2 separate regions of the Homo sapiens genome follow, and region 2 is linked to region 1. A link is a loop called in an ENCODE intact Hi-C map of the cell type or tissue named here. Cell type or tissue: IMR-90. All regions are shown on one strand. Links, peaks and the distances in the headings refer to the core of each region. The heading gives the core; the rest is flanking DNA.

Region 1 (2,916 bases), core at 288-2,787:
TCTCTTGGAATGTTGTAGGCTTTCCCAAATTATTCATAGTAATACAGTCCTCTGTTGTCATCTTGATCTGCCATCACATGTATTAATCTTTTTGTCTCCTATATCAACTGATCATGAGAGTTATATTAATTATGGCCTCTTTATATAATCCGAAGATAAAAATGGGACCATACTTCCTTTTGCATTATATACAGTATAGAAAAATGGTAAATGTGAATTCTTTAAAATAAGAATGTACAATATTAGAATTACTTGTATTATAAAGAAATAGTATTTTACTTTAGAGGTAACCATTGCTTTCTAAAGGTAGGAAACATTTGAGTAGTTTCAAAAAGTGTTTTGACAAAAGCATTAAGGATAAATTTGTCATAAATTATTAAAGGAAAACAAACAAGTTTTAGAGTTAAGAGTGTAGTCATGCCCTTCCACAAAACGCACTTTAATGCCGCTGCCAATAAATGGCATTTGCAATATGGCATTTGCTATTAATGTGAGATAGCAGTTATATCTGCTTTGAGAAAGTCATATAATTTCTCCATGTTGCTTTCCTTCCCAAAGCAGCATCCAGTGTTGTAGGGAGGAACTTTTCCCCGCAGCTCCTGTTCTGTCCTTGCAGAATAAGTCCAAAGTGGCAGGAGCTGCCTGCTGTGAGCCTGGGAGTAGAGACTAGACAGGTGTCTTCTAGAGGGTTCTGATCCCACCCTGCTGGTCCTCACCTGCTCACTCCTGTCCCAAGCCACGGGTACACAGCTTTTGTTTTCACACTTCACCTCCAGCTCCGTGGAGAACTCCAGCAGTGAGCTTGGCTGCCCTAACACTTTTCCCCGTAAGTCACTGAAAAGCTCAAATCTCAAAGCTGAAAGGAAGCAACTAACAGACAAACTCTGTCTCACAAACTCACACGCAACCTCAAAGCCCTACAGGCTCTCTCAAAGTAAACTTTCACACCATGCAGAAAAAACTACAAACAGACTTGGGGGGACTTGGATCACAATTTATTTTCCAACTTTTTGCATGATTACTAGATAATCCACCACATTTTAATGAAAGGGGTTTAAAAACTTTAAAGATGAAAATAAAAATTAAAATTAAAAAAAACTTTAGAGATGGATCAGGATTCTCAAAGGGGACAGTGGATAGAATGGAATGGACATGACATTCTTCCTCTTGGCTGTTCTCCCATTTAGTACAGTCTCTTGTACTGGAAAGTCACAGAGAGTGGAAGGAAAGAAGTCTTTTACCGCACTGTGGGTAAAAAGTGAGTGCCAGACTCCAACCCCAGCCCAGTCCAGCTGGGCAAACCTGCCAAGCAGTGCCAGGCCAGCAGCTTAGGAACCAGATTCTGGGATCCTCCATCCCAGCTGCACATAGCTTCCAGACAGGCCAGGGCCTCCTGAATCATTCAAGTGCTCCTGAAGTTATTCTGGCTGTCCATTGCTATCCTAAGTTGACAATGAGTGCCATACTTTGTTCTACAGCTTCTTTTGAAGTCTTTCTTACCAGTTATGCTTTCTTCTTTCTAAATCATTTATGTGTGGCTGGATGTCACATTTCATTACCTATGACTCCATCCCATGCTGACCCAGAGAGGATGTGGGTATGAAAGGAACTATAAATATTTACACTCCCTTTCCATTTGCATGTCTTCACACAGTTAAGGCACATCCCCCTTGCAGTCAGAATTCTGCTTAGGCTCTGATTCATGGTAATGTGCTTTTATTCCTAACCACAGTTCTCACATGACCAGGACCCCTTCTTGGCACCATTTAGCATCTTCCAAGGATATATTTATATGGGTTATTTAAAGGAGCAGTCCCACGCTGTCCAGGAGCTGGTTATCTAGTCTGTCTATTCTCTATGCAAGAGGACGAAGGGGCTCAATATTATAATTTTCCCTGAAGCCAGGAGATCTCCAGGTGGAAAGAGTACTTTACAGCACTGGAGGTGCTATTTGGAAAGGGGGTTTCAACCCAATGACACTATCAGTCCTGCTGGTAAGTCCTTCCCTATCTTGAGTACCTTAATCTGGTTAATTTTTTTTTCTCATGGCCACCCACCCCACAGGCATTTAATCGTTCACTTGAGAGTATAGTGCAAAGAATGTAGGCTTCCAAGTTGGGAAGATGTAAGTGCTGACCTCTGACTCAGCTGACACTGGAGCAATTTACTGTCCATCTGGGTCAGCTTGCTTCTTTACAGGCAGAAATGAATAACTCCTCCTCTACAGGTTATTAGAAGGACTTAAAAAGATAAGGAGCTTGGCATTTAATAAATGGAAGTCTCTATGATTTCACTATTCCATAGATAGTATGCAGACTAAAGAATAATGGAGGGAAAAGAAATTAATAGTTATTAAGTTCTGATACTTATTAACACTCCTTGGAAAGATCCATCATGGGAGAAGGAAGAGGGAAGGAAGTAACAGAATTAGGTGATTTGATTGGTCAAACTGCTTGACCTCTCAGAAGTGATCAGTAGAAAGACTTGCACTTCCCCATGAAGGTGTGAGTTCATCTGAACTTTTGGGTTTCTTTTATCTGCTTCTGATTTTGTTTATCAATCTTTTTCCCAATTCTTACTAATGCAACATGTGCTGTTAGCATGTCCTTATCTTTGATAAACCACTTCAAATAATACCACATACTTCTCATACATTTTTAATCACTGTCACTTACCAGACCTTGAATAATAACACTAGATTTAAAACAAAAAAAAAATTCCTTGGAAATGTTACAGTGAATTTTAGAAAAGTGCTTAATGAAAATCTAACAACAAAAATTGCACAACAAATAGAAATGGATGCCATTTTCTCTTTCACAGTAAGTTATGAAAATGCAACCATTAACCCAATCATGATAATAATTTTTATGAGCCCTTGAACACCAAAATTTAGACATCCAAAGACTTCCCACACAC
Region 2 (2,916 bases), core at 282-2,781, 140 kb after region 1:
GTACATGCACTTTTCACAATATATAGCACCTTTGGCCTCACAGGGAACGCTTTTTACATTTTTCCACCTTTTTTTGAGGTATTCACAGACAACTTCAAAATAGAATCTCATATTCCACAATCTCTTTGTGAATCATATCACGTGGTATGGTGTATGGGCTTATTCAGGGGTTCGAGCCTTGGGTAATGGTACACTAAAAATGAGTGAGATGACAGTAAATGTGACAGCTCCTGTCTGTCATCAGTCGTCTTGCCACCAGAGGACACAGCCCACTCATTCTGAGATGCGGTTCCTCAAAATATCTTTTGCCGGGTAACAAATTATCCTGGAGGGATATCAAGGCCCCATTGTTTTTTTATTTAAAAGTCATAAGTTAAGACCTCAAAGATATGTCGGTGGCAGTATATGAAAATTTATGTTTCTACCAGCAGTTTTTGTGCTTTCACTGCAGTGATAAAATCACTTTGTTTTTCAGTTTGGAGCCAAGGGAAGAATCAAGCTATTGTGTAGATTACTTAAAATTCCACAGTGCCTGCGCCATTTGGCCAAAGAATGCTAAAAATTTGCAGCTGTTGCTCCCACGAAAGTTTCTAACTGGGGCAGCGGCTGCTGTTCAACACACAGCTGTTGTTAATTTGAGCTGAAGATTTTTAATTGCCTTTGTGTCGAGATTTATTAAATAACATTTTAGAGGAACAAAAACTGTAATAGTCATATTAGCAGGATGCTAAAGGAAGAAAATAATTGGAACATGGCATTTTTGCCTTGTAAGCCAAGTCTGAAAATATCTTTTCCACATGGAGGGCTCCCAACCATCCCAGGAAAAGCATTTCCAGGTAAATCCAGCCACAGAAGCCCTGATGGCCTTTTCAGGAGCTCAGCCACTTGCACCCCTTAGTCATTTACCTGGAAGCACCACTTCTCCAGAGTGGCCACCTTGTTCCCACACTCTCCATTCCTATTATACTGAGAGACGGGAGGCATAGTGCTTACAGTAAACATAGCATTAGCTGGCAGTTGGCTGCTTCTTTAAGTGGTCTGCATTATTTTGGGGAGCCTCCATAATTGCTGTTTTCCTATTACATCCAGCCCATCCCTGACTCCCTGACAATACTATGAGGGGTCTGACCTCCTCCCCATTTGGCTTAGAGCAGCTGTATAGATGAGCAGAAGATAGAAAACTCAGACCTTTCCTGGATTTTCTGGCAAGGCAAAGAAGGGGGAAGGAGGGGCCCTTCTATTAGAAAGGGTCAACAACTAATGTTGTCCCTTAAGAGGGAAGTTGCCAACCGCACAAAGAAAGGAGTTTTAAGTATGAAAAAAGGCAAACCAGGAAAACCGCAGAATGAGTTGTAAATCCTCATTACCATACTAAAATTTCAATCATGTTTTGCATGCTGATGGTAAATGTTTCCTTTTAGCAAGAAAACTTTGTCAGGCATTTATGGTGCACTTACGATGTGCAAAGTGCTGTGTGATGTGCTCAGGGCACCCAGAGAAGCTTGCAGGGCCGGCGACCAGTGAGGGAGCTGCAGCCCAAGAGTAAGACAGGCAGGGAGCACCCGGCGCTGTTTACAGCATTGGCTCCAACAGAGCTGAGGGTGAGAGGTCTGGCTCCTGCCAGAAGGGGGAAACATGTGATCTGGACCTAAGGGCTGAGGACGACCTTGATCATTAAAAAAAAGGATGAATGTGACCGGGCACAGTGGCTCAGGCCTGTAATCCCAGAAGTTTGGCAGGCTGAGGTGAGAGGATCGCTTGAGGCCAGGAGTTCAAGACCAGCCTGGGCAACATAGCAAGAGACCCTGTCTCTACAAAAAATCTGAAAATTAGCTGGGTGTGGTGATGTGCACCTGTGGGACCCGTAGTCCCAGCTAACTCAAGAGGCCAAGGCAAGAGGATTGCTTCAGCCCGGGAGTTTTGAGTTCAAGGATGCAGTGAACTGTGATTGTGCCACTGTGCTCCAGCCTGGGGACAGAGCAAGACCCTATCTCAAAGAAAAAAAAGAAAGAAAGAAAAGATGAATGGGTAAAAAAATGTGCTAGAATATAGAATATTATTCAGCCATAAAAAGACAGAAATCCTGCCATTTGTGACAACATATTGGAAGACATTATGCTAAGTGAAATAAGCCAGGCACAGAAAGACAAATACTGCATGATCTCACGTGTACGTGGAATCATAAAAAGTCAAATTCATGGAAGCAGATTGTAAGAATGGTGGTTGCCAGGGGCTAGGGAAGTGAGGAGATGTGGTTCTGGAGACCTCATGTACAGCATGATGGCTACAGTTAACAACACTGTATTGTATACTTGAAATTAGCTAGAATAGATGTGAAATGTCTTCAGCACCAGAAAAAAAAAAGATTATGTGAGGTGGAGGTTTATTAACTTGATTGTGGTAATTATTTCACAATATATATGTATATCAAACATCACATTGTACATCTTAAATTTATAGTTTTATCAATGATACCTCAATAAAGCTGGGGGAGAAAACAAAGAGAAGAGGAGGAAGGAAGGGCCTTTCAAGCTGAGGACCAAGAAGAACAAAAGCGTGGTAGCCTGGAAAAGTCTGTGTGGGCATAGGAGGCCATTGAATGCTATGGAGGTGGGAGTGCCCTCCTTTCCAGGCACATGGAAAGCATTGAAAGTCCAAGAATTGTGTTAGTTGGACATGACAGTGCTGGAGGAGGGTAAGAAATGGGGAGAGGGGCCCGGCACAGTGGCTCATGCCTGTAATCCCAGCATTTCAGGAGGCTGAGGCGGGTGCATCACTTGAAGCCAGGAGTTCGACACCAGCCTGGCCAACGTAGTGAAACCCTGTCTGTATCAAAAAATACAAAAATTAGCCAGGCATGGTGGTGCGCACCTGTAATCCCAGCTAATTGGGAGGCTGAGGCAGGAGAATCACTTG

Evidence for each region. Hi-C counts contacts between places; a loop is a spot of excess contacts. Peaks named below come from ENCODE experiments on the same cell type or tissue, not always from the same donor. Only the 100,000 strongest peaks of a DNase experiment are listed, where the experiment ranks them.
Region 2: it touches region 1 in a loop (4-fold over the local background); 1 of 110 quality-filtered maps calls a loop at or near these places.

Annotation. Positions count from the first base shown.
Region 1 is chr1:77,369,474-77,372,389 of GRCh38, forward strand. All of the region lies in intron 6 of AK5 (adenylate kinase 5), which reads left to right. Among named protein-coding and RNA genes, the nearest start is that of AK5, 89 kb to the left of the region's middle. In IMR-90, for the core only: no CTCF peak of the experiment used is centred there; DNase peaks (open chromatin) are centred at 898 and 1,668; H3K4me3 peaks cover 261 bases; H3K27ac peaks cover 1,282 bases.
Region 2 is chr1:77,514,075-77,516,990 of GRCh38, forward strand. All of the region lies in intron 10 of AK5 (adenylate kinase 5), which reads left to right. Among named protein-coding and RNA genes, the nearest start is that of ZZZ3, 170 kb to the right of the region's middle. RefSeq lists an enhancer at 271-1,239. In IMR-90, for the core only: a CTCF peak has its summit at 1,600 (motif pointing right); a DNase peak (open chromatin) is centred at 527; H3K27ac peaks cover 1,836 bases.